Regions from separate parts of the Homo sapiens genome. Here region 1 is linked to region 2. A link is a loop called in an ENCODE intact Hi-C map of the cell type or tissue named here. Cell type or tissue: left lung. All regions are shown on one strand. Links, peaks and the distances in the headings refer to the core of each region. The heading gives the core; the rest is flanking DNA.

What was found. Peaks named below come from ENCODE experiments on the same cell type or tissue, not always from the same donor. Only the 100,000 strongest peaks of a DNase experiment are listed, where the experiment ranks them.
Region 1: it touches region 2 in a loop (3-fold over the local background); 6 of 110 quality-filtered maps call a loop at or near these places.

What each region holds. Positions count from the first base shown.
Region 1 is chr5:150,977,040-150,993,496 of GRCh38, forward strand. LOC105378228 (a long non-coding RNA gene) reads right to left here. Exons shown (of 3, transcript XR_007059002.1): 3 at 8,525-8,691. It also overlaps the pseudogene LOC100419553. Among named protein-coding and RNA genes, the nearest start is that of GPX3, 35 kb to the right of the region's middle. In left lung, for the core only: no CTCF peak of the experiment used is centred there; no DNase peak of the experiment used is centred there.
Region 2 is chr5:150,797,903-150,814,359 of GRCh38, forward strand. No RefSeq gene overlaps it. Among named protein-coding and RNA genes, the nearest start is that of SMIM3, 27 kb to the left of the region's middle. In left lung, for the core only: a CTCF peak has its summit at 3,332 (motif pointing right); no DNase peak of the experiment used is centred there; H3K4me3 peaks cover 917 bases; H3K27ac peaks cover 930 bases.

The DNA.
Region 1 (16,457 bases), core at 6,950-9,449, 180 kb after region 2:
GAGGATCAGTAATAATACATATAATAATAACATCTGACTTTCATTGAAAACATATTATGTGCCAGGTAGTATTCTGAGTGCTTAAATCTATTGATTCATTCTGTCCTCACAACTACAAGGTAGTCACTGTTACTATTCTTTTTTATAGAACAGAAAATTGAGGCCCAAAGAGATCAAATAACTTACCCTGTCCCTAATTAGTAATGGAGCTAGGACTCAGACCATGGTAAGCTGGATTCAGAGCCTTTGTACTTAATTGCAATGCCTCTTGCATATGCGCTAGGTAGGGAACAAGGTGATAGCAGAATTTAATAGTCAGGATTGATGCAGTATTCCTGAACTAGTATAGAATGAGCTAGATTAAAAACTCAGCAATTAGAATTCAGTAGCGAATCAAATCCTGAGATAAGTAGGATTTGGCTTATCCTGTGGCCAATTTTCCTCGTATTAAACATATAAATTCATGGGCCTTCACACCCATAAAAGAATAAATTAGTATTATAATTTTTAAAATATGATTAAAATTAGTGCTTTCTGAAGTACTGGTTAGGTGTTTCTGTTTGCAAAGAGAATTTATGGTTTTGTAAGATTAGTTTAATGTTGATGGTGGAATAGACAAGAGCCAAAAGACACTAGAAGCAAAGAGAAAAATGAAAATTAAACTATAGCAATCCAGCAGTTAGTTAATAAGGCTGCAGCTCAGATATTCCTGTTCCTCATCCAGTCCTTACTTTTTTTCTCCAATCACCGTTGTTACCCTGGTCAGTTTTAATTCTGCTAAATAAGCTCTCCCCACTGACCCTGTTGCAACTGTCCTTCTTTGTTCCTTTTTACTATTCCTCAAGATTATTTAGTGTTTCTGCCCAGTTTGCAAAATCCTATTTGTATATAGCCATATATACTTTGTTCATTGTCATATTCTGTTTCTGTTTCTACTACTGCAATTTTTAAAAAATGTGGTTTTCTTTCTTGAAATGCTCAGGGGGATAGACTCCATTTAGCCTTGATATTTCTTGTAGGCCATATGTATATTATGCATGAAAGTAAAGATTCAATCTCATAATATGACAAAAAGTTATGAGTCATAATACATTAGCAGATATATTTACCAGTATATAGTTAATTGTGCTTCTTTCTAGAAGTCTGGCAAGACTTCCAACCACATGCAGAGGCACCAGGAGAACCAATAAACACTTTTGAGGCATGTTTCATTAATAGACCAGGGAACTGAGACAGAGGAAAGGGGTGACAACTGTAATGCTCTTGAAAATATATTTCATCTGAGCCCAGACTTTATTTCAAAAATTCCAAAAATGTGGCTGTTATGGTAGGAATTTGAACTATTTGGATTTATTTAGTGGCAATAGAAGATATGCCACAAAAAAAAAGAGCATAGTGAATGTGAAAAAGCCTCCTTCCAGAAGTCAGACCTCATTATGCAAAAGAGAACCATAAGAGAGAAAAGCCCTTAATATGTACTAAGTGTGGGAGAACCTTCAGCAGGGAATCAAATCTCATTATACACCTGAGAATCCATACTCAAGAGAAAACCTACGAGTGTGTTGAATGTAGAAAAGCTTTCTCCCACAAGTCACATCTGTTGAACGTTAGAGAATTCACACCAGGGAGAAACCCTATGAGTGTGGCGAGTGTGGGAAAGCCTTTTTCCAAAACTTACACCTCAGCATTTACAGGAGAACTCATACTAGAGGAAAACCCTATGTGTGTGATGAATATGGGAGAGCCTTCAGCCTGAAGTCACACCTCTTTGTACATCAGAGAATACACACAGGAGAGAAATCTTCTGTGTGAACTAAGTGTGAGAGAGCTTTCAGTGAAGTGTCATGCCTTATTAGACATCAGAAAATTTACACTAGAGAGAAACCTTATACATGTAATGAGTGTTAAAAAGTTTTTTCTCAAAAGCCTGACCTCATACATTACAGAATTCACACAGGGAAAAAAACTCATGTAAATGCAGTCAATGTGTAAAAAAAAGCCTTCAGACATAGATCAGCCCTCTGTCGACATAAGAGGACTCATAAAGAAAAACATCCCTGAACAAGAAATAAATATGGGAATATCTTTAACTAGAACTTGTAGTGATAGAAAGCCTTCAGTCAAAAGCAAACCTTATTATTTATCAAGAAATCTTACTGAGGATAAGCCTGTTTAATATATTTATAAAAGCGCGCAGTTATGTTTCTATAGAAAACATATTCCAGATGTGATTCCTAAATATTTCTTGAGGATATTACAGAAAATACATTTTTATTAGAGAATAAATGTTCACTGTGGACCACAAAGGCTTTTAAAATATTAATAAGTGAACTAGTCAGAACAAACTTAGAAAACGATATGTGGACAACCCACAAGATATGAATGTTACTATATGTGCCACTACTTATTGCTGTAAGTCCTGGCTGCACTACATTTTGCTATGCATCATATAAAATAAGTTATATGTGTTGGAATTGCATATGTGAATCTAAAAATTTGTAAATATAAAATAATTACTATATATAGAATGCCATTTACTAAGACTTTCTACATTAAATATTACCATTTTTCCCCTAAAGAAAATACAAGTTATAACCAAAAATACAGTGTTCAGTAAGAGTTCTAAAGTGTAAAATAAACTTTTTTCTGTTGCTTTCTGGTATGTATGACTTCTGCTGCTTCTTAATGAGAAGTACATAAAGGTGTTAATTACATAAAATATATAAATATAAACTAGATATCATATAAGTCTCAGTAGCAAAAGAAAATAGTCATGGCCTCTTACAAGACTCACTGCAATTTAAAAAGGAATTCTTGGTGGGTACAATTACCCTTTTTACATACTGTTATGGACTGAATTGTACCTTCCCACCAAATTCATATGTTGAAGCCCTAATCACCAATACCTCAGAATATGACTGTATTTGGACATACTGCCTCTAAAGAGTAATTAAAATAAAACCATTAGGATGTGTCCTAATCTAATCTGACTGGTGTTCTTACAAGACCTAGAGAGTAGGACACACGAGGAGACATCAGGGGCAGGTGTACACAGAGAAATGACCATGTGAAGTGGCAGCAAGAGGGCTGCTATCTGCTAGCCAAGAAGAGAGGCCTCCAAGGAAACCAACCCTTTTGCACATTGATCTCAGACTTCCAGCCTCCAGAATTGTGAGAAAATAAATTTCTGTCATTTAAGCCACTCACTCTAATATTTTGTAAGGCAGCCCTAGGAAACAAATACAAACACTACTGCTCTTTTTCCCTGGAGTACTTTGTAAGCTTGAGTATACAAAGTATAAGTACTACGTAAGCCAATAATATGATAGAGTGCTTGCTATACTGCACGGCATCTCTATTTGGCATTTTCTAATTCACCTTGTGACAGATTAGTAAGAGAGATATTTTCATAAGGATTTTACAATTCACAAATATTATAAAGACTTTTTGCAGAGAGAATTGTTCATTTTTAAAATTCCATCTAACAGTAGGGGTAGGTATTCTGTAAATTTCCATGTGAGTATCCATGCCATTAAAAATCAACTTGTTCCTTATTTATAAATTAAAAGTGGGGCCTCATTCTTCTAAAGCAAATTTTGACAGGGAGTTAAGATTACAAGGCAGAAACCTACAAGAGGTGTTAAGAGCTCTTATTCTGGATTTAGACAGATGTAGATTCTGAATCTGCTCTGAGCCTCAATAGCACCTAGTTTGTTGGATCATTGCAAGGATTATACAATATCATGTATGTATGGTGCTCATAAGATGTTAGCTATTTTATATTATTTAAGGATATAATTCCCATTCTAGTTATGAAGACAGACAAGGAAACAACTCTAATTAGGATTATATTAGAGAGAACTGTAGGGAGTCATGTGTATCATTCTGTTTCATTCTCACAACCATGTCAGTCTTTCAGACTCAGGTGTGGGCCTGGAACCACTGCCCTGAATTGCCCCTCTACATCTATTCTATAATTGCTTGTTCAGAAGCAATACCATTGCTGATACCCCAAACTCCTTATCTTTATCTCATCTACTGATGAGACCCATTGCTTGGAGGGTAGTTACATGGAAAGCCATTCACAAAACACCTTATTAACTTTGTGGGTGAAAAAAAAGTGTATCTTAATTGTATTAAGCCACTGAGATTTAGGGATTGATTATTAATAGCAAATAGCAATCATTTTCTAGTAGAAAGAAATTGGTCCTGGAAGTGTCCTGCTAATGTAATAAAAACCTAAAATATGGCATAGGCCTAGTAGTTGAGCAGTGAGAAAACTGATGTCAGAAGTGGAAAGATGTTTATCTATGTTTTGTACTAGCCAAACATTTGGTTTGGGCCAGGCGTGGTGGCTCACACCTGTAATTTCAGCACTTTGGGAGGTCAAGGTAGGCAAATTGCTTGAGCCCAGGAGTTCAAGACCAGCCTAGACAATGTGATGAAACCCTGTCTCTATAAAAAATACAAAAATTAGCCAGATGTGGTCGTGTATACCTATAGTCCCAGTTACTCAAGAGCCTGAGGCAGGAGGATTTCTTGAGCCCAGGAGGTTGAGGCTACAGTGAGCTGTGATTTTGTCGCTGTACTCCAGCCTGGGTGACAGAGCAAGACCCTGTCTCAAACAAAACAAAACAAAACAAAACAAAACATTTGGTTTGATTGTCTCCTCTACACATGCTTACTTTGTTGACAGCTCCAGAAGATAATTAGAAAACAGAGTATTAGTAATATTTGCTGTTTTACTGGCTGTATTTGGAAGCTATTGTAAGAAAAAGATAAACTCAGAGAAAATTAGTGGATTATAAGCAAAAATGAAAGAAAATAGAGTCCTGAAATTTGAGACCTCATGGAGTTTAAAAAATTTGATTTCTAGACTTCAAATGTTAGGAGAATAATTTAAATGGTTTTGAGTGTATCAAAGACCTAATAAACATTTGCTAGTGAAATAAAGTGACTCAGAAGAAAGATTATATTAAGAAACTGAAACCTTCTCGTTCAAGCTTGATAACCTTACAGTAGTCTGTTATTCACCTACCCTAGCTCCATGATGGAGAAGCTCAATTTTAGGCAGCTACAGCCAAGAAGACTGGGGCTCCCATACCCAACCTAGCTCCCACTTGTAGAGCAGAGGCTCTTGCCAAGGTAAGAGAGGCTAAGAGTATTGGGACCTCAATTGCCCTCCTCCTCAGCTTTTCTCTATAGAGTAGATGTTTCATGCCAGGAAAGGCAAGCCAAAAAAAAGATCATTCTCCCAGCTCCCACTAATAGGATAGAGGCTCCAGACTGGCAGGAGTACATTAAAAAGATCTCAGGCCTTCATCTTCCTACCAAGATCTCACTTGCAGGAAGGAGTATCCCTGCTAAGAAGCTTCCCCGGATTCCACTGGTAGGGCAGAGGTGTCACTTCAGGAAAATCCGGCGTTCCCCTTTGTCCCCCGCTTCTGTGCAAGAGTGTAGATGTTATATCCAGGGAAAGAAGCAAGATGGGAGGGCCAGAAGCTCCTCAGCTCAGCTGGGGGGCTGACTGTATTTAATCATAACATGAAGGGTTGCATGAATTAAGGCATTGTTGAAAATAGAGATCTTAGTGGCAAGCACTTAAGAGAATTCTAATAGTTTCATAAAACAAGTAGCAACAAATGAAACAGCAAGTCACCCGGTTTAACAGAGTGAACAAGAGAAAGAGCTAAAACTGGAAGTCTGTGCATATGTCTATGTTTCACACATTCAGGACCAACCATAACAGGTACTAGCTGAACTTGAGTGGAATTGAAAGAATTTCCCAAGCCACACGCTGATACATTAGCAAAGAGTGGAAGTCTTACTAGCTCAAGGAGTGTAAGCACAACCCCTGACCAAACACTGGCTAAATGTTAAGATATTTTGACCCAACGGTGACTTCTAGGAAGCCAGGCTTGGGGTAAAAGCTACACACTGTGGGGTGGGGGGCGGCGGGGGGAAATAGAGTTTACAAAGTTGGTGCAAGCAAGCCACTAAACAAACTAACAAAACAGAGCCACATCAATAATCCCTAAAGGGGATGTGTCAGAATCCAGAGTTGCTACAATATATTATTTCAAAAACTATTAGAGATGCAAAAGAACAAAATAGTATAACCCTTGTAAAGGAAAAACAGCATCAATAAAAACTGCTTTTGAGGAGGTCTAGATGTTGGACCTGTAAGGCAAAGATGCCAAAGAAGCTATTACAAATATGTTCAAAAAACTAAAGAAAACCATGTTCAAAGAATGAAAGGAATGTATGGTGACAATGACTCATCAAATGGAGAATGTTAGTAGAATAAAAAGTGTTTAAAGACTCAAATAAAAATTCTGGAGTTGAACAGTAGAATACCTGAAATGAAGATTCACTTTAGGTACTCAAAAGTAGATTTGAGCTGGCAGAAGAATCAGTAAGCTTGGGGCTCGATCATTCGATATTATACAGTCTTAGAACAGAAAGAAAAAATAATGAAGAAAACCTGAGCAGACTTCTGGTTTCTAGTCTGACATGTAAAGAGCTTGGAAGTTGTCAATCCTATCATCACAACCAGAAAAAAGTCTGAAAAACTGGAAATTAACAATTCTTAGATCCTTCAAAGAATCAAGGTCACAGGACAAACCACTGCCCCAGAAACTAGAGAGACAGGTAGATGCTGAGAATCACAGGTTCACTGACAGCGGAAGTCCACCACTAAAGTCAATATATTTTAGGAACACTTAAACTACAATTGATGAATTGCTAGAGACTAGCAATAAAAGTGCCAGCATTCTAGTTGATGAAAATGTTGTGACCAGAGGCTTACATGAACCTAATCCTGTATTCCTCTTGGAGCAATTATTCAGTATTTACTAATACAGTGTTTGTGGTGGATTTATTTAACATAAGTACTGTGAATAATAAAATCAACTGTATATGAAATCTTGACTATCCATTTACATGTAGGAGAATCAACAAATGGTATTCTCCACAAATGGAATCAACCCCTAGAAGTTCCTGAGAAATCCCTGTTGAGTGGGAAAGGACCTAGAGCCAAGGAGACAAGGTTGGAGGTGACTGGTCCTCTTCCTTTGTTCTTCCACTGAAATTACTTGAGAAGCATCATGACACATCCTTATACACAGGGTATGGTGGAAAAATAATTGGCAGTCAAAAAGACTTAAGTGTATGAAGACTTAAGCATGATACACATGGAGAAGGTGATGGTGTAAAGAATGACAATGGCGTCTGAGTAACATTCTGAAGGAGGAGGGAAGTTCAAAAGGTGGGATGGTGTGCCTGGATGAGACACATGAGGGAGAAGGATTTTCTATGGTGCTTCTGTTAGTTTAGCAGGTAGAATGCCCCTGTGAAGGGTACAGGAAGCATGTGGCAGAGTGGGTGCCTAAGTCTGGGTTTAGGGAGACTTTAGAAACAATTTGAAACCCAGGGTCTTACCCTCTGTTCACCTCATAGAACAGTAAAATCCCTTGGATCAGGCAAACTCTGATGAAAAACCCAGACTGCCATCTCTCTCCCAGATGGCCAATTTTCCTTCTGGTGCTGGCGAATGATGAAGTTGTCTTCAGGAAGGCAGAATTCTGCTGCGTGCTCTCCTCTTCTGAGGAGTTATACCACCACACAGCCTTTGCTCCCAGAAAGAGTCACCATCTTGTGTTCTAACATGGATCCCTTGTAAGCCCATACAAACCACTCCATCCATACTTAACTGCTTTCTCCACAAAGGCAACTGAGTCTAGGAGCCAATGGACTATCTCACTTTATTTTTTAAAATTTACCCAGGGCACTTTTTCATGTTCTTTCTTCTCCCTGGAACTTACTAGCATTATGGAACACAAGGATGTGTTTGTGGTCATCTTCTCTTTACAAGATAGGTCACATAGACCCATAAGTAGGCTGTGTATACTTTTCTTACAAAGGAGGTGTCACTTACCTTGGGAATACCAGCCAGCCACATATGAAATCCCAGACACAGGAGACCCCTAAGAAAAAGGCGAGGCTGTCTGTAACTGCCTTAGCAACTAAGCCACCAGTGGATTCAACTCTTAAAATTACAGCACCATGGAAACACAAAATCACAGAATTTTGGATTTGGGTAACACTAGAGAGCTCACATAATTAAATACCTTAATAGAAAATTCTCATTTACTAATTAGAAGTTTTTAACCATGTAGTGTAACCATGTATACACTATTCTCAAAGAGAATGGGAATATCTTCTTCAGTTACTTAATGAAAACATACAAGGAATCTGAAACCCTAACATACCAGAATCCATGGGACAAAAGGAAAATTATTTGATCATGGGATTCAGAAGCATTTACTGGATCAAGGTTTAGAGATGCTGAAAGTAGAGAATCAGTGTTAGGTTTTGGAGGGAAGGCAAGGGTTAAAGGAAGACAGAGAGAGAAACAGAGCAACTCAACAGCAAACACAGGTATATTGCAGACACCTGTGGAAGCGGGAGACCCGCTTAATGCCAAAACCCACCACCACTTACAAGCAGCAGTACTTACAGGTATGGCTGGGAGAAGTCTGGATAGTGTGGCTTGCTGCCCGGCAGGATATCAATAAGATGTACCCATGATAGGGTGGTTTGACCCTTTTTCTGGTGGGATGTCATCATGGTGTTCCTTGGGCCTTTGCCCAGTAAGACAGGATAGGGAGGTTTCTTTAGTTGGGCCTTTGCCTGGTAGGGTATAATAAGAATGTTTTTTTTATTGGGCCTTTGTCTTCCTTGTGGTCAGGTGGCCAGGTAGGATGTTTCTCATGGCCCAAACCCCCGTGGAATGTTTCACTTTGACCAAGGTCTGCAAAATAGCAGGGGACTTACAAAATGGTGCCGTTTGCACTAACACAAAGGTGAATGGCATGGGGAATGGTAGGTCAAGAAAGCTGCTTCCTTAATTTATCCCTTCTCTTGAAATGTCTTCATTATTAAGACTTTCATTTTAACTGCCTTTGGAGTTAAAATATAAAATATGAATTTTAACACAGAAGTGTGAATGCTGGTATTTTTGAAATCAAGTTCTTATAATCCCAGGCTAGTGACAGCTTGCCTGGGCAACTAAGTAACTTAAGTTCATAAGTAAACACTAACTCTGCTGAAACTAAATAACTCATTTTAGCTTCTGAACATTTTAAGCATTTCTCATTCTGGATAAGAAAGAGAAATGCTGAAGCAGAATTTATTTCATCTGCTTTAGATGAATTTAGGAATCCCTTGCAAGGCATAAAACTAATTTTGTGATCCTTTGAGTAATATGGATTTCTGAGGAAATTCTAGATTCAGAGAAGTGCTGGGCCAGATTTTGGTTAAGGCAATGACATGGAAAAATTTTTCAAAGAAGAGGTAAAAATATGTAGTGGAGTTTTTTTGTTTTTTTTTTTTCATAATCAGGAGTTTGAGAGGGTATAATGGAAGTTGTTAGGTTTTGACGGGAAGGCGAGGGTTAAAGAAAGACAGGGAGAGAGAGTTAGCAGCTCTACAGCAAACACAAGTTTTATGTCTAGCACAAGACCTGCGGAGGTTGGGGACCAGCTTAATGCCAAAGCCCACTGCCGCTTACAGGCTGGGGTACTTATAGGTGTGGGTGGGAGGGGTCTGGGCAGTATGGCTTGCTGCCTGGCAGGATGTTGATAAGATGTTCCCATGATGAGATGGTTTGGTCTTTGTCCTGGCAAAATGTGATAGTGATGTTCCTTGGGCTTTTTCCCAGCAGAATATGGTAAGAAATTCAGGTGGTTGAGCAAAATGTTTCTCATGGCCTGAATCCCCATGGAATGTTTCACTTTGACCAATGTCTGCGAAATGATGGGGGGCTTACAAAGTGGTACAGTTTGGATTAACATTCTTGCCTTCTACTTCAGTCTAAAAGGAAGAGGGGCATTGTTGATTATCTAGCTGCTTCCTGCTGAATAGGGGCACTGTAATCAGGGCTTGGGTTTTGAAGCAGTGGGTGTCCAACTTCAGAGTTGTTTTCCTGGAGATGTTGATACCAGACTTGGTGGGGAAAGATGGTATCAATGTGTTTCTGGGTGGCTGCCTAGACAAGGTAGTTCTGCCTTTGGGAGATAAAGTGGGATATGAAGGTAAGTATACATGGGCCAATTGTGAGTATTAGGAGGAAGATTAGGGGCCCTAAGAAAGGGGTAACCAGATATCCCTGTGCCAAGTGTAGCTGAGATGCTTAGTCCTGCTAACAGGGGAATGAAGTGTATAGCCCACTTGGTGTGTGTGGAGGAGGAGGAAATAGGGATTACTAAAGAACCTGAATGGTTTGATTGTTAGGCAAAATGTTAATGTTTGGAGATTGAAACACCAGGGTACATGTTCCTGACCAACTTGCCAGTAGGCAAAGAAGAGAGTTTGTTCCACACAGAAAGAAAAGACTGGGGGTTGACAGGCAAAGTTGTAAGTGAAGGCAGTGAGCCATGAGAAGCCGGGGGTTAAATCCTGAACAAACTTTTGTCCCAACTTTTTTGTTTTTCCAGGTTGAATAACTGTTAACAAGGATAGTCCCTGTTAGGGCCTGATAGGGATATTGGTGGTGAAGGCTGTCTGGTTTTAGACAGAGAGAGAGAAATGGGTTTTTGTTAACAGCCATTGCGGTCCTGACAGGGAAGAAGAATAAAGGTTGCAGTTGAGGGAATTGTCTGTGCATTTTTTTAGGGAGTTCCCTTAAGTTGGATGCATGGAGAACAGTGCTGGCAGAGAAGGGAGGGGTTGGGAAGGGATGTTTTATGGAATTCAGTTTGTAACATGTTTAGTTTACAGGCCATGAGACGAAAGAGGGTGCCAGCCCTGCGTGCGATGGTGCAGGTAGGTTTGATGGATTGCAGGGAAAGGTGTTTAGCCAAGCAAGATTATAAACAGGTTTTGGGAAGGGACTGGTTGAGTAGGTGAGATGCAGGTTTACTTTGGATCAAGTTTCTGTGGTTAGGTTAACAGGAAGGGCTGTGAACTGCTGGATTTGTGTGGACAAACAAATTTAACAATTGGAAGAAAGAGGAGAGTGTGACTGATTTAAGAGGTAATGTGTGAGGTTGACAAAGGAAGCCCAACTGCCAGAGGTTATGGGATTTAGAGTATCCCACAGCAAAGACAAAAGGGGAAAAAGAAGATTTGAGTACGAGGGAAATTTTGGAAGGTACCCTGCAGCCATAGCTCCTGGGTTAATGTGAGGAATTGGAGTGGACTATCCAGGGATGTGGGGAGGGAATATCAGGAAAGATCTGAAACAAGGTGTGAGATAACAGATTTGAACTTGGAGGCAGAGAGTGTAATGGACCAGGGCCTTCTGGACTGGCAACTTCTGGAATTCTTGTTAAGCATAGTGAGGTTGGTCCTATGAAGGAGGAAGAATATTTTGGGGGTGAGAAAACTTGTGGATGTAAGTCTGGTGCTGTTTTTAGTTTGGAATGGTGGATTTAGTGTGGAAAGGATGTTAGTTTTGTTGCCACAGGAGTAGTCAGGATTACCTGGTGAGGACCCGTCCACTTAGGTTGGAGAGGGGAGAAGGAATTGGTGATTTAGACCCAGTTCCCTGGTTGTAGGGGCAGGGAGGAGTGTTTGGAGGATGGACTTTTAGGCTGGGGCAAGTAAGCATTTGCGTACCGTCTTATTAGATGTTGAGTGAGGTATAATGCCAGCCAAGTATCCTGTATCAAGGAGGTGGAGGGGCGGGCTGGGGGCAGATACAGGGAGATTTTGGAGGATAAAAGGGCATTGGTACATGAATTCAAATGGGCTTAGGCTGAGGGGCGTGTGAGCAATGGCTTGTAAATTCATGAGTGCCATTGGAAGAAGTGAAGTTCAGGCCATTTTAACCTCTAGGAAGTTTGGTTATTTGTTGTTTTAAAAAGGCATTGACCTATTTACTTTTATCTGAAGATTGGGGGCAGTAAGGAACATGAAAGGCCCATTTAATGTTTACAGCCTCCACCAACTGTTGGTTAACCTGTGAAACAAATGTTGGCCCACTGTCTAACCGGATGGAGGAGGGGAGTCCAAACCAGGGGATCATATGGGTGAGGAGAATAGAAGTGATGGTGTGTGCCTTTTCGGTGGTGGTAGGAAAATCTTTTATCCATCCAGAGAATGTATCTACAATTGTCAGAAGGTACCAGGCCCATTTTATGGGGACCATGAGGGTAAAGTTGATCTGCCCGCCCTGCCCTGGCAGGTGTCCTTGGGCCTGGTGTGTGGGGAAAGGAGGTGGTTTGATAGCTCCCTGAGAGGAAGTTGTTTGAGTGCAAATGGAATATGCCTTAGTAATACCTATGAGATTGGCAGCCATGGCGGGAAAATATATATAAGCTTTTAAGAGCTAGAGTAGGGGGCAGTAACCGGCATGGAAATGGTTGTGCACATATGAAAGTACAGAAAGTTCCTGGGACTTGGGCAAGACAATTTTATTATTGGGGTAGAACCATCCTCCTCCCCAAATAGCACCAGCCCGGGTGAGTGAGGTTTGTTCCTCCTGGGTATATACAGGGTGTATGCTGGGAAAGATGGGCAATAATGATGAGGTTTTAAGGGCTGCCTGCTGGGCTGCAGAGTTTGCTGAGAAGTTTTCCTTGGTTATGGCATCTGTAGCCTTTTGATGTCCCTTACAATGGATAAAGGTGGCCTTTAGTGGTAGTTTAGCTGCCTCCAGCAGTTTGTGTATGAGTTTGCCATTTACTATGGGGGTTCCTTTTGTAGTTAGGAAACCTCTTTCCTGCCAGATTAAGGCATGAGAATGTAGGATGTGGTATGCATATTTGGAATCGGTGTAAATGTTAACCCTCTTGCCTTTACTAGGGTGAAGGCCCTGGTTAAGACAACTAGCGCCACCTGTTGAGAGGTAGTATGGAGCGGGACAGTGCTGGATTCTAGGAGTTTATTTTCAGCAATGATGGCATAGCCAGCTGCTGGACATGGCTCCCTAAAACAGCTAAAAAGATCTTCCATTAATGAATCATGTGGGTGTTCCCTGCAAAGGGGCTTTTGAAATGTGTTGGAAGGGGGAGAAGAGGGAGTTTAAGAGGTCCAGGCAGGAGTGAGAGAGCTTAGAGTCAGAGGTGTTTACAGGGAAGAGGGTGGCTAGGTTGAGAGCTTTACATTTCTAGAAGGTGATTAGAGGGTTACCTATGAATAAGGCATGTATCTATGAATAAGGCATCCTGTAAGCAGGATGGTGGGAGGGATAGAAGAGATCAATGGCTCATGAGATCCTGTAGGTTATGGGAAGATGCAGTAGTAATGTGTTGGTAGAGAGTAAGTTTCTGTGCCTCTGAGGCAAGTAATGTGGCTGCACCCAAGATTTTTGGGCAGGATGGCCAGCCTTGGATGATAGTCCATTTGTTTTAAGAGGTATGCAATGGCTTGTGGAGCATTGCCATATGTTTGGCAGAGTAGTCCAAGAGCAAGGCCTTGGTCAGAATGTACACACAGTGAATGGGGCCAGCCCCTCCACACCTGTGGGTATTTCTCATCAGGCAGGACGAGAGACTGAGAAAAGAAATAAGACACAGAGACAAAATATAGAGAAAGAAAAGTGGGCCCAGGGGACTGGGGCTCAGCATACAGAGGACCTGCACCGGCCCGGTCTCTGAATTCCCTCAGTATTTATTAATTACTATTTTCACTATCTCAGCAAGAGGAATGCGGCAGGAGAAGAAGGTGATAGTGGGGAGAAGGTCAGCAAGAAAACATGTGAGCAAAGGAATCTGTGTCGCAAATAAGTTCAAGGGAAGGTACTATGCCTGGATGTGCACGTAGGCCAGATTTATGCTTTTCTCCACCCAAACATCTCAGTGGAGCAAAGAGTAACAGCAGCATTGCTGCCAACATGTCTCGCCTCCCGCCACAGGGCAGCTTTTCTCCTATCTCAGAATTGAACAAATGTACAATCGGGTTTTATACCGAGACATTCAGTTCCCAGGGGCAGGCAGGAGACAGTGGCCTTCCTCTATCTCAACTGCAAGAAGGCTTCCTCTTTTACTAATCCTCCTCAGCACAGACCCTTCACGGGTGTCAGCCTGGGGGGCGGTCAGGTCTTTCCCATCCCACGAGGCCATATCTCAGGATGTCTCAGTGGGGAGAAACCTTGAACAATACCTGGCTTTCCAGGGCAGAGGTCCCTGCGGCTTTCCGCAGTGCATTGTGCCCCTGGTTTATCAAGACTGGAGAATGGCAATGACTTTTACCAAGCAACCTGCCTGTAAACATTTTGTTAACAAGGCACATCTTGCACAGCCCTAGATCCCTTAAACCTTGATTCCATACAACACATGTTTTTGTGAGCTCAAGGTTGGGGCAAAGTTACAGATAAACAGCATTTCAGGGCAAAGCAATTGTTCAGGGTACAGGTCAAAATGGAGTTTCTTATGTCTTCCCTTTCTACACAGACACAGTAACAGTCTGATCTCTCTTTCTTTTCCCTACAATACAGAGTAGAAGGCTTGGTGGAGTTGGGCAGTCCCAGTACTGGGGCCATTAAAAAGGGCATTTTTCAGCTTTTTAAAGTGGGAGTTGATGGGGCAAGCTGGGTTGAGGGGTTTTAGGATGAGCCCATGTGAGGCCATATAGAACAGCTTGGCCAGCAAGCCAAAGTTGGGAATCCACAGATGGAAGCATCCCATGCAGCCTGAGAAGGAGAGGAGGTTATTTTTCGTGTGGGGAAGAGGCATGTCCCAAATTAGCTCCTTTCATTGGGTTGGAATGGCCTGAGAATTAGGGGTTAGGACAAGCCCAAGGTAAGTGACCTGCATTTGGGCTAACCTGAGCCTTTGTGGGTAAGACCCTAAAATTTACTTGGTATGTCCCACCCCAAGATAGGGGTAGGGCACTGAGGGATAAACAGGAAAGAGTGGGTGAAGGGGGTGATGAATAGGTTGCATAATAGAGGACCAGTCTGTTTGTGCCTAGAGGGGATTCTATCGACTCCCACAATAGAGATAGAAGAACTGAGGAGGGGCTCAGAATATTCTGGTAAAATTGAATAACTAGCCTCATATTTAATGGGAAAGACATGGGCTTAGCAGACACTGACAGCATTACTCTTGGTTCCAAGGTGGTGATGGTGGTGGGAGTGGTGGATTCTGGGCCCTATCAGTCTTCAGGTAGAGGTGGTGAAGTGGGATAAAGCGTTTTGCTGAGCACAGTCTGAGATGTGCTCCCTGTCCTCCAGGGTGAGGGAGGAAGAGAGGATGACGTAAGTGTCATGCCAGGTAATTTATAAGATTGAGTGACATACAGAAATTCCTTGTGGAAGGAGGTGGGATCCATGGAAAAGAAGCCAAGTCTTTTTTCAAGCTGGAAGAGGTCAGCTAGGGAGAAGGAAACATAAACTCAGATTATACCTTCGGCCCGCGTGACTTCCCGCAAGGGGATGACTTTGGAAGGCCTTTGGGTGTATGCCTGGTTTTCAGAGGAAGGGGGTTAAGTGTGAGACTGGGTATGCGGTGGAGAAGAAAGGGGGAACAGAGGGCAACAATAAGGGATTGAAGGAGCCGGAGCTGAAGGAGGAGGAGGGGATGGTGGTGGGAGAAGGACTGAAGGAGGGGTTTTGTTGTCCGGGTTGAAATTAGAGGAGGAAGGCTTGTCTGAAGGAAGGGGCATTTTTGGGTTTGGAGGTTCCAGATTAGACATCTGAGAGTGGTGTCTGGAGGAAGTTTTGAGGAGCCTTGCCCCATACTGGTGGCTGGAAGGGTGAGAAATATAGAGGAGGGGTGTGAGTACCCTGGAGGGGAGTAAGTACCATGATTCCTCTTGGGAGGAGGGACATAAGAAAGCCAGGGCATCCCTGCAGCTCTTCACAGTCCTCTGGAGATCAGAGTGACTGGAGTGGCGAGCATTCTGAGGGCGTCCCCTGAGAAGGCAGACCATGGTCACCTGGTGACCAGGGAGACCTCTCACCCAGCACTGGGATTTTCTGGTGAAGGAGCAGAAGCATGATAGGAATCTGGAGAGGAGGTAAAGGGAGACTCACCCATTAATTGGAGACGGCGTTGGACGTGATGTTCTGCAATGGGGGTGATCCTTGCCGGAGCCACCCAGAAAGGGGGAGAAAGAAAAAAGAGGCTAGAGAGTTTGATCAGGATCTAGAGGTCAGCCCAGGGCCAAAGGAGAGAGAATAAGAGAAAAAGGGCTGCAAAGAGGGAGTCTACTCAGGATCTGGAAGCAGGCCTCAGTCTAATTTTTGCTGCTTGCTGCTTTCCAGGTTGCAAGAGAAGACTTACCCGTTTAGAACCCAATCTATGTCCTGGGTTTCTGCGCCAAAATGTAGTGGAGTTTTTTTCATAATCAGGAGTTTGAGAGGGTACAATGGAAGTTGTTAGGTTTTGAAGGGAAGGTGAGGGTTAAAGAAAGAGAGTTGGATGCTTTGCAGTAAATGCAGGTTTTATGTCTAGCCCAAGACCTGCGGAGGTGGGGGACCAGGTTAATGCCTGAACCCACTGCCACTTACA
Region 2 (16,457 bases), core at 2,373-4,872:
CACCACCATGCCTGGCTAATTTTGTATTTTTTGTAGAGATGGGGTTTCTCCATGTTGGTCAGGCTGGTCTCGATCTCCCGACCTCAGGTGATCCGCCTGCCTTGGCCTCCCAAAGTGTTGGGATTACAGGCATGAGCCACGGTGCCCGGCCTATAGATGGTACTTTCTATGTGTCCTCATGGTGGAAGAGACAAACAAGCTCCCTCAGGCCTCTTTTACATGGAAACTAATCCCATTCATTACAGCAGAGTCCTCATGACCTCATCACCTCCCAAAGGCTTCACCTCTTAGTGCCATCACCATGGGGTTGGGTTTCAACATATGAATTTTGCAGGGACACAAACATTCAGACCATAGCAAGGGGATAGTTAAGATGTCATAAGATTCTGATAGGTTTGCTCAGCATCTCTTCCAACTGTTTTTCTGGCATGCCTTCCTGGATGGCAGAGGCTGGAAAATAAAACAACAACAAAAAACTACAATGAAAGTAAAAACCTGTATTTCTGTAACTACACTTGATAGAGATTCAAAAGTGATTTAGGCTTTGCTGTTCAGATGCATGCATACCATGTTTTAGTTTGGAACCCAGTTCAGCTGGGAGAGCTAGGACAGGGTGTGAGACAATCACAACACTGGTGTGAATCCCAAAGCTGCAGCACAATCTGGAGCCAAGCCCGCAGCTTTCTCATGCCTGGATCTCAGTTGAGGTGGGACAGTCCTGCAGCCCACAGCCAAGGCTGTGGCTTTCTTGTTCCCTAGCTTCCCACTTGTTACGGAAGTAGTAGCTCCCCAGGATGGCCGGTTCTGCAGTATTGATCTGGAAGGAATTCTAGTAACCCCTGCCTTCTGTGCTCTCCCAATCCTTTTAATGATTTTCAGCACATAATTCCCCATATTAAAGCATGTTTAGGCTGGACGTGGTGGCTCACGCCTGTAATCCCAGCACTTTGGGAGGTCCAGAGGACAGGAGTTCGAGACCAGCCTGGCCAACGTGGTGAAACCCCCTCTCTACTAAAAGTACAAAAATTAGCTGGGCATGGTGGTAGGCGCCTGTAGTCCCACCTACTTGAGAGGCTGAGGCAAGAGAATCACTTGAACCTGGGAGGTGGAGGTTGCACTGAGCCGAGGTTGCGCCACTGCACTCCAGCCTGGGCAATAGAGCGAGACTCTGGCTCTAAATAAATAAATAAATAAATAAAGCAAGCATGTTTAATTTCCATTTGCCAGAGTATACCTTAATTGATCCAGATGGAAGAAAAATCTATTAATTCCTATCAATTATTATCCTAGCAATTCAACTTCTAAGTCCATCATGTGATCCAGTATTACAGAAGAAGAAGTCTGTTAATGGGAGGCAGATGGTCTTCTAGCAATAGAGATGGCAAGGAACTGGTGGCCTCAAGGAGAGCTCAGAGAGGTCTACTGGTGGCGACAGAATGAGAACTTTGCTTATAGTATTGCTGAAACAATACTATAAGAATAATGAACACTCTGGGATGCCAACACAGGCGGATCACTTGAGGTCAGGAATTAGAGATCAGCCTGGCCAGTATGGTGAAACCCTGTCTCTACTAAAAAAACAAACAAACAAAAAGTGAGATAGTTGAGTTAGAAAATGTATAGTGTTTTGTTGGCCTCTTTGAAAAATAAGCGGTCTGATAATATGTAACAAAGTTTAAAAATTGTATCTATTGAAATTAGTGCTTATATTAGTTGTGTGAGATGATTTACATTTAAAAATGTAAAGAATATATGTGTGCTTATAGGTAAGAACAATACATGAACATATTTTCCATCTGCTCCCAATACGTGTCAGTTCATCTTTCTACATTTAACATTTACTGAAGGTAGCAGAAGTAACGTTTTGGAAGAAAAGGATGTTTGGTAAATCAGAACACTATTTCTTGCAATAACTAAAGATCATTAATAACATTTCTTCCAAACTTCCCCCTCCCCAACTCCAACTCCAGAAATAACCAACTAGTTTGATAATTACTAGAAGAAAAAAAGAGAAACAATTGTAATATTTATACAGACATAAAGGAATGGTCTGGTAAATATGGTACAAACAATGAAATAAAACACGGCAACTGAGCACTATCTATTATATTGGTAGTTAACAAAAAGCAAAATACAAAATTGCACCTTCTCAACACCAAAAAAATTGCAGATTTTGCCATTACTTTTAGAATGGTAAAAACTGCATTACTTTTGCACCAACCCAAAACAATTATCTATAATAAAGTCATGAATATATATATTGTCAATTTGTCACTAATAAAATTATTTTGGTGGTATTTTGTTCCATTTCTTCTTACAGGGGTAATTTTTTCTGTTATACCTCAAATGTAACTGGCTTAAACTGATTTCTTTTTTCAACCAAATATGTGTCTTTGGAAACAAACATTCTAATGGCATGCCTCTATACATATCTACCTAGTTCAAGGGAATGCAGTTTGGGAGACTGTGTGTACATGTGTGCACACTCCTGTGCGTACATGTTAAAGTGTAACGTGATCCACCTGAAATGTACATGCAGCTGTTTATATCATGTAGCCATCCATTTCATGATAAATATGTTTGGAAATAAATTTGTAGTACTACCTCCCAACAGCAAATCTTATTTCCTTTTAGTTTCAGTAATAGTATTTAGTATTAGTTGTCACTAATAAGGATTATTTTTAATTTGCAGATGGAAAGCTTCTTCCTTTCCATCCATAAATCGAGTGTTTCTTCTCAAAGGCAATGGTTCTCAAACTTTAGTATGCAACAGAATCACCTGAGGAGCTTTTCTTTTTTTGAGATGGAGTCTCGCTCTGTCGCCCAGGCTGGAGGGCAGTGGCGCGATCTCTGCTCACTGCAAGCTCCGCCTCCCGGGTTCAGGCCATTCTCCTGCCTCACCCTCCCGAGTAGCTGGGACTACAGGCACCCGCCACCACTCAAAATCCTGGTCCTTATCTGCAAAGATTCTATTTCAGTGGGCCTATGACGGAGCCAAGAATTCTGCATTTTTAAGGCAACTTGCTGTCCTTTGAGAAACATTGCACTGAAGTATTTGGGAACTTTGTTTCACTGTGATAGCTGTCTGGGACTTAAATCTTCCGCCAAAGGAAAACCTGGAAAATTTTGTGATTGAGCAAGCAAATCAAGCCCATGCGTAGTAGTAGACTGGGAACCGGTGGGTGTGAGACCCAGGCTCTATGTGGCCTACACTCTTCTGAACTCTTCTGAGTCTTGATTCCTGGTCTGTGAAGTGTGCAGTGTATCCGAATTAAATGAGAAAATCATTCCGTGCTTTTAGGGTGAGTTTGAATAACTTTTAGGCAGTCCACCAGATGGCGATATAACTTTTTTTTCAAATGGAGTGGTTAGCCTGCCGAAGTTGTGAGAGTCAGTCCTACAACATTCCTAGCAGATCAAGATTTTATGTTCCCAGTTCTGGCTTCAGAGACTGTAGCGATAACACAGGGCTCATGCAGTCCAACATCCCGTATAATACAGGTTGCCAGTTGTTGCCTTTTCAGTATTTCTCCTGTGTGATCCTGGACTGCTTGTGTCAGATTCACACAGGAGCATTTGCTTACAAATGCAGCTTCCAGGGCCCTGCTTCAGACGTACTGACCGAGAATCTCTGGAACTGGTTCTTCAGTATCTGCTTTGCAAAAACAATCCGTAAGTGCTCAACAAACAGGTTAAAGTCTGAGAGCCACGTGCCAGTGAAAAGGAGGTTCACGTCTTGCTGAAGCCACCCCTTATTAGCTGTTTTGTTAGAATTCCTCCCTCGGTGAGAGTGGGATTAAGGATTCAGGGATGCTAGTTCTGCCCTCTTGAGGCCACACTGAAGAGATCAACTTCCTTTTTCTTGGGAAATGTCTGAACATTTTGAAGGTCGCTAATCATGACTTACCTCACCTCCGCCCCTATCTTCTCTGGGGGTGGGGAAGAAGTCATACTTTGCATTACAGGTTGGCTGTCATCCTCCTTCCCTTTCCAGGAACACTATAACCAGAGACTAAGAGCGAGGACCTTCACTATTTCTTAGCTTTGTGATCGTGAGCAAATAACATAAACTCTTTGAGCCTCAATTTCCTCTTCTGTAAAATACGAGTGAAAATAATTATACCTACTTCAAAGGATTGTTATGATTATTACATGGGGTGATGAATGCAAAGTGAAAAGGTAAAATATAGCAAAATGTGATCTATTATTAACAATAATGAGCTTCAGTTTCTACATCTGTAAAATGGTGATGATAACTACTAGAGCATGGGGAGAATTAAATGAGGTAATATAAGTAAGGTAGTTGGTTAATGTCTGACTTAGAAGAGGCTCTCAATAGTAGTAATTATAAGATGGCCAATAATGTAAAAACACCAATGGTCTATGCCCCTAATGATGTGGGATTTTAAAAATCACTGAAGTAATGAGATTAGCAATTTCCTTACTGTTATCCTGTAGGATCAGCCTTAGAACAAGTATAAAACTTGTATCTCTTCTATACTAAGTTCCTTTTAGAAAATGTTTCTTAATGAATCCACAATTATTTAATAAAACACAAAGTATTCAATTTTTAAGTATTAATTCCTCACAGAAATTGCTTTCTAAAGTTTTAAGGGTGCAAAAAACATTAAAAATCTTTCAGTAAGCTAAAACTTTAATTAGGCCCTTATATAATTCTTGCTAAAGAGAGAGAATGGAACTGAGACTGTGAAATGAAATGACAATGATAATATTTCCTTTGAAATTTTTAAGGCCAAGTTGCATTAATGCAACTTTGAAATTGTTCCAATCACACAAGGTATTTAATTAAAGCAAATGAAAGGCTCTTCAATTCCCATAAAGATTTACATGGTAGGAAAAATGTTTCTGTTTTAGCAGGTCTATAACATCATTTTTAAAAATTACAAAAATTATTGTATCTACTTTTAAAGCTGGACAGCAATAGTTATAGAGAGAATCATTTAATTTTAGAGTCAAGCAGACCAAATTCCCATCTGGCTCCACCAGCGTGTTCCCTTTAGAAAGTAACATTTAAGAGTTTCATTGCCCTTGTTTGTAAAAAAGGGGATCATATTTGCCTCCACAGTGCCGCTGAGGGGTTTAAACAAGGTGCTGAATCTAGAACACTTACAGAGAGCCTGTAATAAGTACTCAGTGCTTAAATGTTACCTAAAAACAAAGGAAGATCATTAGCACTACCGTAAAAAATTATATATGGGTGGGGCACATTGGCTTGATTGGTTTCGCTATATGGGTTTCAACCAAACGTCTTGGGGAAAAATTCGGAAGGCAATAAAAGGAAAGTGGAAAGGACAAAGAGGATTGGAGTTGGGGAGGGTAAGAGACAGTTATAAGTCTGAGGAAAAATTAGGAAATAGCATAGAATTCTAATTCAAATAACTTAATTACCCTTGTATTTATATTTTTTCTTAAAGTTGTTTTACTTTAGTGAGCAGTCTTTCTTCTCAGATTGTGTCTTAGCATATTAATGAAAAAAACAGATGATAATATTACTGTACAATAAGAGTTTAGCAGTGATTGAAATTCAGTGTCAATGAAGACACAGGGCAATGGAGAGAAAAATCATAGATATGTCATGAAAACAGTTTTAGTAATTTTTCATTTCAACAACAAATTTCATAATAATGATATAAGTACATTCTTTATTTTATATATATATATGTTCTTTTTATAGAGATGGGGTCTCACTGTGTTGACCAGGCTGGTCTTGAACTCCTGGTCTCAAGCAATCCTCCCATCTTGGCCTCCCAAAGTGCTGGGATTACAGATGCGAACCACCATGCCTGGCCTCTGAATTTTAAAATAGTTATGAGTGCCTTTAGAATTTCTACTATTGGAGCCCTTTATGCTTCTATTTACCTTCAATCAAGATTTGCACCTCAGAAAACATAGTTACTTGTTGTTGTTGTTGTTGTTGTTAGGAAAAGTTCAGTATGAATGCTGTTGTCTCATTCTACATAGCAATTGTTTGGGTCATGTATAATAAAGAATTGATACCTACTCTAAAAATGAAGATATTTTGTGTTCTAGGAATTGAGTGGCACTTGGTCAAAGAATGATTTATGGAATCTCTGGGCATAAGGGGAATTGATTGCTCTTTAGTTTTTCTTTTCCACACTTAGTACTAAATTATTTTGAATTTATGGGAAGTTAAGCTAAGTGAACCACATCTTTCCATTTTGTTGCAAGGAGCTTATCACTTTCTAAACGGAGAACTATACTGTCTCGGAGTAATGGATTGAATAGTGGCCCCCCCAAAATTATGTCCACTTCCTAAATCGCAGAACCTGTGAATGTTACTTTGAAAAAAAAAGGGGGTCTTTGTAGATGTCATTAAGTTAAGGATCTCCAGATGGGGAGGTGATCCTGGATTATCTGAGTGGGTTCTAACCCAGTGACAAGAGTCCTTATAAAAGACACACGAAGGACTGACACACAGAGATGAGAAAGAGGCAATGTAACCATGGAGACAGAGACTGGAGTGATGTGCCACAAATCAAGGCAAGTTTGTAGCCACCAGAAGACGGAAGAGGTAAGAAGTACATCATCCCCTGGCCTCCAGAGGAGTGTGGCCCTGCTAACACTCTGATTTTGGACTCCTGGCATCCAACTGCGTGAGTATAAATTTCTGTTGTTTTAAGCCACCAAGTTTGTGGTCATTTGTTACAGCGGCCACAGGAAGCTAATACACAGGGTAAGCTGATAGGGGAATGAGAGAGTTTTTTCACAGTTGCATGAATGGGTTAAGAATTCTAAAGAATAATTAGCCAGGTGTGGTGGTGGATGCCTGTAATCCCAGCTACTCGAGAGGCTGGGAGGCAGGAGAATCACTGGAACCCGAGAGGCGGAGGTTGCAGTGAGCCAAGATGGCGCCACTACACTCTAGCCTGGGCGACAGAGGGCGACTCTGTCTCAAAAAAAAAAAAAAAAAGTTATTTGAAAGAATAAACATTATTGGGTAAGGGGAGATGACATGGTAGCCATTAGAAAGAGGGGTGGGGGGAGTGAGGAAAAAAGGCAAAAAACAGAGACCAGGAAGGTGAATAACCAGAATGTGAGCTAAGGAGATGGAATAGGAAGGACACTGTACCCAGGCAGAGTATGGACTGAGGAGAAAAATAAATGATATCCCTAAATATGTTTTAATTTCAGGGAGTTACTTTGTCTTCTCATATTTTACTCAGATCGCTTTGTGTGTGTGTGCGTGCGTGTGTGTGTGTGTGTGTGTGTGATGAAATACATATTTTAATTAAATATTTTACCTCAGAAACAGCCTCTCAGAGAATGTTTTTGGATAAAATGCAATGTTTTGGTAATATTCTCTTCAGAAACATTAAGTTAGGATGTTAGGGTGATGGAAAAACCTCAATAAAAACCAGTAGCTTAAGTATGGAGACACTCAGAACTCAGTCATCACATTGGGAAGAAAATGAGATAGTGGAAAAGAAGAAAAAGTCACCCAGGAAAGAGCCCGAGAAAACTTCTAAGAGTCGGAGTTTTTCACTGATGCTTACCAAAGCTTAGCTGTATGGAATAATGGAGGAATACATCCTTTTAACTTTAGTCAAGCTTTTTAAATTCTGAAAAGGGGACTCTTTCACTTAGAGTGCTGCAGTACAAGGAAAGCAATTGTTTGGAGAAAATAGGCTATGCATTCTGAAAAAAAATATTTCTTTTTGGCAAGGGCTATGGATTCCTGTCAATCTAAAGGGATCTCTAAACTTAGGGAGAGGGTAGGAAGTAGCTCTGCCCTCTGAGAGGCTCTATTTTATTCTGAAAGGCCGAATGTGACAAAAGCAGCTTTAATGATCAGACAGAGCTGAGGTATCCAAAGCTACATATAAAATAGAAGCTTAGGACACCTGAAAAAACAGACAAGAATTAACACAATAGCAAACAAAATGGCAGACTCAATCACTGCACCTGGCCGAAATATTTCTATGAAGTCAGAGTTTAGCTGGGTACCAGAGCAATTTTCTCCCTAAAATTGGGTAATGAAAATTTGAACAGAAGAGGTGGTATGTGCTGATTAATTTTATGTGTTAACTTGACTGGGCTGAAGGATGCCCAGATAGCTGGTAAAACATTATTTCTGGATGTATCTGTGAAGATGTTTCCAGAAGAGGTTAGTATTTGAATTGGTAGGCTGAGTAAAGTAGATTACTCTCACCAATGTGGTGGTTAGAGAGTCCATCAACCAACCCAGTGAGGACTCGAATAGAAGAAAAAGGTGGAGGAAAGGCAAATTTGTTCTCTTTTCTTGAGCTGGCACATCCATCTTCTCCCATCCTTGGATGACAGAATTTCTGGTTCTCTGATCTTCACACTTGGGCTAAATTACCCACTGGCTTTCCAAATTCTCCAACTTGCAGATAGCAGGTTGCAGAGCTTCTCAGCCTCTGTAATCACATGAGCTAATTCCCATAATTAATCTCTGTCTCTGTCTCTCTCTTTTTCTTTCACTTAATAAATATGGAGATTTATTGAAGAACCAAGAGGATATACCACTGGTTCTGTTTCTCTGGTGAATCTTAATACATAAGGTTAAAATAGATTAACATTAGAAGCGAAAAGTGAAAATGCCTCAAAATATATTTTAAAACTTCTACTTCAAACTATAGAAAACACGATTTCTTGGTCATCAAATCATGGAAGAACATCTCATTCTTGGAATATGTTGAGGTATATGAGAAATCTTCTCATTGCTTCTCAGAATTCTTAGCACCTGCAAAACCATTATTTTGTTTATATAATCTTACAGAAATGTTACCCAACTACTAGATTCACGTGAAATAATTTTTTCTTTTGATAGAAAACCAGCGAGGTCAGTAATTTCTGTCGGGAGAAAGAGCAGGAGAAACAATTCTCCTTACATGAATTCTTAGGTGTCCAGTTGAAAACATTCCAGAAGAGGGGGTGGACCATGGATGGTGGGAAGCACAAACTTCAGAGCCAGATCCCCAAAGTTTGGTGAAAAGGCCAGGAAAAGCACCAAATAAACACACAGCCATGCAGCCCTTAACAAGTCTACTTTGTAAAAGCAATTTTGTTAATCTCTTTCTTCAGGAAACACTTTTTCTTGTGGCGGTATTTACTTTGTTAAACGAAGAAAGTTCCCTGCCTTCTCTCTCTCCAGTTAGGGCTAAAACCTGGACACTGACAGAGCTAATGTATGTTTGATCTAATCAGTCAAGATCAAGTGGGGGAAAGCAATAAAAATAAATTTCAAAATGTTCTCTATCAAAAATTTTTCAAGAAAAATGTTCTAATTAAGAATCTCCCTCAAGTATGTTTCTGTACAATTGGACCAGTGAACTGGGACTGGAAGTGTCAAGAGGGTTGTAGAAATGAAAGTATTGCCTCATTTTCTGATTTTTGTTCCCACCTACAGGAGCTCCCACAGTGTTCTACTCTTTCCATTTTAGGGAGAAGATGTAGAGCAGTACAACTTTTTTCCCTCTATGACATGTCCCAGACCTTTCCGAACTCTTTAGTGCCTCTGATTATTAGTAAACAATTCAAGCTTACTGATGGAGACTGTAACTTTGATGTCATTTTTCTTCTCCTTGGTTTACAGCCAGGAATCATTGCATGTCTTCCAGGTATTGGCAGGAACACATACATTTCCCAAGCATATAGGTGGGATTAGTATAAAATAAACTTATGAGGCCTTTCATATTTTATGTTGCCTCAGACCAGGTAAGTTTTGTCTTAATTTTCTGATTATCCTGAGATGTTTCTCCATTTACTCCATTGAATCTACTTGACTCTGAGTTCTTTTTTTCTTTATTCTTCTCTATTCTTATTCTTTTTTTTTAAATTCTTGATGGTGATAATATCTCTTCGCTTCAAGTGATAATGTTCATTCCTTACCCTGTTAGATATTTTTAATATAATTCTTATAAACTTCTTAATTTTCTCAAAGGCCCATGCCTCTATGATAATGATCAGCACTTGTTTAATTTGAAAATGTCAGGCATATGTAAGAGGTTCAATTGCCCAGGAGCTCATAACTCCTTACTCATTCATTAAAAACAAATCATCGGGATGCTCCTGCTCTAATGTTTAGAGCCTTTCTTTTAACAAATGGCCTCTTAATTTTCATGGTAGAAAAGACTTTTTTTTCCTTCTGTGATACAGAACAGTTTTCAATTATTTAGTCGTCATGAGCTGAAGCAGGGTAGCCGTAGATATGCTAGACTATTTTTCTACAATAACCCCAGCATGTCCTTTATTTAGGAGAAATTTTGACTGATGGTGGAAAGAAATTTAAAGTACTCCTGCATTAAATGAAGTTATGATTCATACTAACAGTGAAAATGATTATTTGAATCTCAGAAGGCATACATTTCTAAAACAATGTTTGTTTTGATTATCTTCTAAGAGAATATCGAGATTTACAAAATTTATTCTTTCTTTCATTTCATTGTATCATCCTTTTCCTATGTGAACAATCTCACATGGCTTTTCCTTCTTTCAGAGTGGATTTGGTATTTTTTCTCTTTCATTTGTATGCTTTCCATTTACTTTGTATTTAAAGACAATCTCAAACTTGTAAAAAGTTACAAGTACAGTAAAAGAACTTTCTTTTGAAATTTTTTGAGTGTAGTTGCTAACATGCTCATTCAACTTACCTGACTACTTCTATGTATTCCACTACAAACAAGAATGTTTCCTACAAACATTCTTCTACATAACCATATTACCATCAAAGTCAGCAAATTAACAGTGATAGGTTACTACCATATAATCCTCAAATTCTTTCAAGTTTCCTCAATTTTCTCAATGATGTCCTTCATAGCAAAGGGATCCAGTTCAGCGTCATGTGTTTCATTTTGTTGTCATATCTGTTTGGTTTTCTTCAATGTGGAACAGTTCCCTAGTCTTTCTTGGCCTTTATGACCTTAACACTTTTGAAGATTACAGGCCAATTATTTTGTAGAATAGCTCTCAATTTGAGTTCACCTAATGTTTTCTTATGAATAGATTTAGGTTTGCATCTTTGATAGGAATATCATAGCAATGGTGACAATTTTGATTCACCTCATTACTGGTGATGTTAACTTTGGTCACTGATTGGTGTCTGCTAGACTTCTCCACTGTAAAGTTACTCTTTCTTCCCTTTGTAATTAATAAATATTTTGTAAGGTGGTACTTTGAGACTATGCAAATATCCTGTTCCTCATCAGACTTTCAATTTGTCCATTCATTTATTTATTTCAGTGTGGACTCATGGGTTCCTATTTTATTCAGTAGGTTAAAACCAGTTGCTTTCATTATTTAGTTTGATGCTCAGTGTGGGGGTTCAATAAGGCTGGTGGGAAAAATATTAAAGATAGTTATAGTAATAGCCACAAACTCTCTTGGAAGGCCTGAGAGTTTGTATAACATCAGTAATAGATCTGGCTGAAGGCGGCCTGGTCCCTTTACCTTTAGTTAAATAAGTTAAAGTAGTAACTAAGGAATGTGGGGAAGTTATCTAGCTAGCTTGTTTACTCATGTGGTCTTAAGACTAACCTTTGATGTACGGCAGGTGCTTAATTGCTTTCTACTTGGGAATTCCACAGTGTCAATTACCCTCTAGTGGTGTTGACTCAAGCCTTTGTCAATTAATCTTCCCCAAATAAATGTGAGTCTCACTAGCTGGTCAGGGCCACAGTCACAACTGTTTACAGTACTCTCCAGGGAGTCTGTAAGTGGCTTGGACACTCAGCTGGACTGGCAAAGCAGAATATCTGTGTGTCAGTGTACTTCATTCATCCATGGCTGGCTCAGGGTCTGCGGGTCAGACCGCCCCAAGTGAGAACTCTTTCAAGAGTCTTTTTGATATGTTCTCATAAGTCTTTCAGTGCTTCTTTACTTCCTGGCAAAGATGTCCCAGGCTCATCTTATAGTTTCCCTGCCCTAGACTTGGGATCAGCCATTTCTCCAAGGAGACTTGGATCCTGTTTTGGAGTATGGTCTTCAGAAAAGATGTCAGAACCAGGTGTGCTCATTGTTACTGAGGGCTTGTTACTTCCTGTTTTCAATGGACAGAGCTAGTTAATATATATATATACTTATATACATACATAAGCACATTTTTACACCTATACTTCTATATCCCTATTGAAAACCATGGGTTCACTTTGATATCTCCAATTCCAATCTAACAGCACAGGGCTCATTCATGTTTTCTCTCCTTCTATATTTGAAACTTCCTTCTCCAATAGTGAGAAGTCTTGATATATTTTTGATCAAGCCTTCTGTATGTCACCAGTCTGTCATTGCTGCTGCATCCCACACTCCCTGTGCAATGCTTTCCCTACCTGCTTGGGCTTCAATATCCCACACCAGGCTTCTCCTCTCGTTGATGTTCTTCTTGCTCTACTTGAGCTCCATTACCCCTAACTAGTCCAGCATCCTCACCTTGCCTGGGCTTTAGCACTCTGATTTGGGTAACCACAGGATTCCCCCTATCCTTGCCATATTCATTTCTCTTGCCACTTAGTGGCCTTTGGATTGATCTGAACAAGGAAAGGATAAAAGAGAAGTTATCATTTTATTTTCAAGTTAGTATTTGCTGAGTACTATTTATCAAGCTCTGTATTATCTCATTTTAGTGACATAATGAACTTGATTACATTTTACTAATTGAAGCAGTCAAGATGAAAGAAGTTGTCACTTGCCAGACTCCACAGCCAGTAAGTGGCAGATCCAGGACTGGATGTTGTCTTGCTGACTATAAACCAATGTTCCACTTGGAAGCTGTGTATGTGTGATTCATAGAAAAAGTGGTTAATTTTCAAAGGCAATAATCATAGAATTGGTAGTGTATAAATTTTTTGGGGATATAATTGTCAGATGTCTCAATTACAAGCCCAAGATAGATGAGGCAGTATTAATTTGCTAATTACATATTTTGAAAAGATTGTACATAAAGAAAATGTTTTCTCTTTAATTACGGCATTAAGGATTTCAAAAGGTACTTTATAATTTATACCATTTCATTTCATAATTTTATTTCTTTTCTCTGTGTTTTAAAGCATGTTCTAAGGGTTAAACTTTTAAACTTTAAACTACACAGTGAATCACTTTCTTTTCTTTTCTTTTTTTTTATTTTTTTGAGATGGAGACTCAGTCTGTCTCCCAGGCTGGAGTGCAATGGTGCAATCTCAGCTCACTGTGACCTTTGCCTCCCAGGTTCAAGCGATTCTCCTGTCTCAGCCTCCTGAGTAGCTGGGATTACAAACATGCTCCACTACACCTGGCTAATTTTTGTATTTTTAGTAGAGACAGCGTTTCACAGTCTTGGTCAGGCTGGTCTCGAACTCCTGACCTCAGGTGATCCACCCGCCTTGGCCTTCCAAAATGCTGGGATTACAGGCATGAGCCACCGCGCCTGGCCTGTGAATCACTTTCAATAAGCCTTTCCATAATTTAGAAAAAGACATATAAGAAGGAAGATTTCTTACGCTGTTTGCCTTTTGTTAAATAATGGTGACCCAGTTTCTAAAAGGAACCAGTTTCTAAAAGGAAAACCTGAGTAATTACTTAGAAGAGGCTGGCTTTCTAAACTTAGTTAACAGCTATTATTATTTAATTGTCAGTTTTACAGTAACTTGGTAAGTTTCCTGCTTAATCTAACTACTCTAAATTGTACTAAAAAACCTACCCTGTTCCCTGCATTGTATTTTTCATGTCTTTACAAGCTTGCACTGAGGCCTTACCTTCCTACATTATTGGCCAGCTTATGTAATGCCCATGCCAGGCAACCACCATTTGCTTTCTACAAGGTGTCTCATTTAAATTTCAGAACTACATTCTTATTCTGTAGTTCCATTGTTACTCCAATTTTATAGGTGAAAAAACTGAAACTCAGTGGGGTAAAGTAACTTGACCAAAATCACATTTCTAGGATAACAATGGCTTCTTCTGCAATACCTTCTGAAGGACCTACCTGAGGCTGTTTTACAGTTAACTTTTTTAAATAAGATAAATAGTTGGGACTTAATTAAACTAAAGGGCTTTTGCATGGCAAAAGGAACAGTCAGCAGGGTAAACAGACAACCCACAGAGTGGGAGAAAATCTTCACAATCTATACATCTGACAAAGGACTAATATCCGGAATCTACAACAAACTCAAACAAACCAGTAAGAAAAAAAAATCCCATCAAAAAGTGGGCAAAGGACATGAATAGACAATTCTCAAAAGAAGATATACAAATGGTCAATGAACATACATGAAAAAATGCTCAGCATCACTAATGATCAGGGAAATGCAAATCAAAACCACAATGTGATACCACCTTACTCCTGCAAGAATGGCCATAATCAAAATATTAAAAAATGGCCAGGCATGGTGGCTTATGCCTGTAATCCCAGCACTTTGGGAGGCCGAGGCAGATCACCTGAGGTCGGGAGTTTGAGACCAGCCTGGCCAACATGGTGAAACCCTGTCTCTACTGCAAATACAAAAATTAGCCTGGCGTGGTGGCAGGTGCCTGTAATCCCAGCTACTCGGGAGGCTGAGGGAGGAGAATCATATGAACCTGGGAGGCCAAGGTTGCGGTGAGCCGAGATCGTGCTATTGCACTACAGCCTGGGGGACAAGAGCGAGACTTCGTCTCAAAAAAAAAAAAAATTAAAAAACAGTAGATGTTGGCATGGATGTGGTGATCAGGGAACACTTCCACACTGCTGGTGGGAATGTAAACTAGCACAGCCACTATGGAAAACACCGTGGAGATTCCTTAAAGAACTAAAAGTAGAACTACCATTTAATCCAGCAATCACACTACTGGGTATCTATCCAGAGGAATTGAAGTCATTATATGAAAAAGATACTTGCACATGCATGTTTGTAACAGTACAATTTGCAATTGTGAAATCATGGAACTAACCCAAATGCCCGTCAATGAGTGGAAAAAGAAACTGTGTGTGTGTGTGTGTGTGTGTGTGTGTGTGTGTATATATATATATATATATATATATATATATATATATATATATATATGATGGAATACTACTCAGCCATAAAAAGGAATGAATTAATGGCATTTGCAGTGACCTGGATGTGATTGGAGACTATTATTCTAAGTGATGTAACTCAGGAATGGAAAACCAAACATCATATGTTCTCACTGATATGTGAGAGCTAAGCTATGAAGACGCAAAGGCATAAGAATGATACAATGGACTTTGGGGACTTGGGGGGAAGGGTGTGAGGGGAGTGAGGGATAAAAGACTACAAATAGGGTACAGCATATACTGCTTGGGTTATGAGTGCTCCAAAATCTCACAAATCACCACTAAAGAACTTACTGATATAACTAAATACCACCTGTACTCCAATAACTTATGGAAAAACAAAATATTTTTTTTTTTGAGATGCAGTCTCACTCTGTCGCCCAGGCTGGAGTGCAGTGGTGTGATATTGGCTCACTGCAAGCTCTGCCTCCCAGGTTCACACCATTCTCCTGCCTCAGCCTCCCAAGTAGCTGGGACTACAGGCGCCCACCACCATGCCTGGCTAATTTTTTGCATTTTTAGTAGAGATGGGGTTTCACTGTGTTAGTCAGGATGGTCTTGATCTCCCGGCCTCATGATTCACATGCCTTGGCCTCCCAAAGTGCTGACATTACAGGCGTGAGCCACCGTGCCCGGCCCAAAAAAATTTTTTAAAAAAAGATCAGTAAGATCTTATACAAAAATAGTGGACATGAAAACACTATAAATCAATTGAACATAAAAGATGTATACAGAACGCTCTACCCCAAAACAACATAATATACATTTTTATCAAAGCACATAGAACATTCCCCAGGACAGACCATATGTTAAGTCACAAAATAATTTTAATAAATTTTTAAAGGATTAAAATCATACAAAGTATTTTATCTGACCACAAGGAATGAAATTAGAAGTAAAAAATAGAAAGAAATTGGAAAATTTGCAAATACATAAAAATTAAACAGCACATTTTACAACAACCAATATGTTAAACAAGAAATCGCAAGATAAATTAGAAAATACTTAGAGATGAATGAAAATAAAAATACAAACTAATAAAACTTATAGGGTGCAGTTAATGCAGTACTCAGAGGGAAATTATAGCTGTAAACCCATACATTAAAAAATGAAGATGGATCTCAAGTTAATAATATAACTTATAATGTAACTTAAAGAACTAAAAAAAGAACAAACTAAAGCAAACCTAACAGAAGGAAGGAAATAATTAAGATTAGATTAGTGATAAATAAAATAGAGAATAGAAAAGCAATTGAGGGAGTTAATGGAAACAAAAGTTGGCTCTTTGAAAAGATCAACAAAATTGACAAACTTTTAAAGCTGGACCAATTTTAAAAAGAGAGAAGACTCAAGTTACTAAAATAAGAAGTTAAATGAAGGCATTTTCCTGGACACACAAAAAGAAAATGGATTAAAAGAGAATACT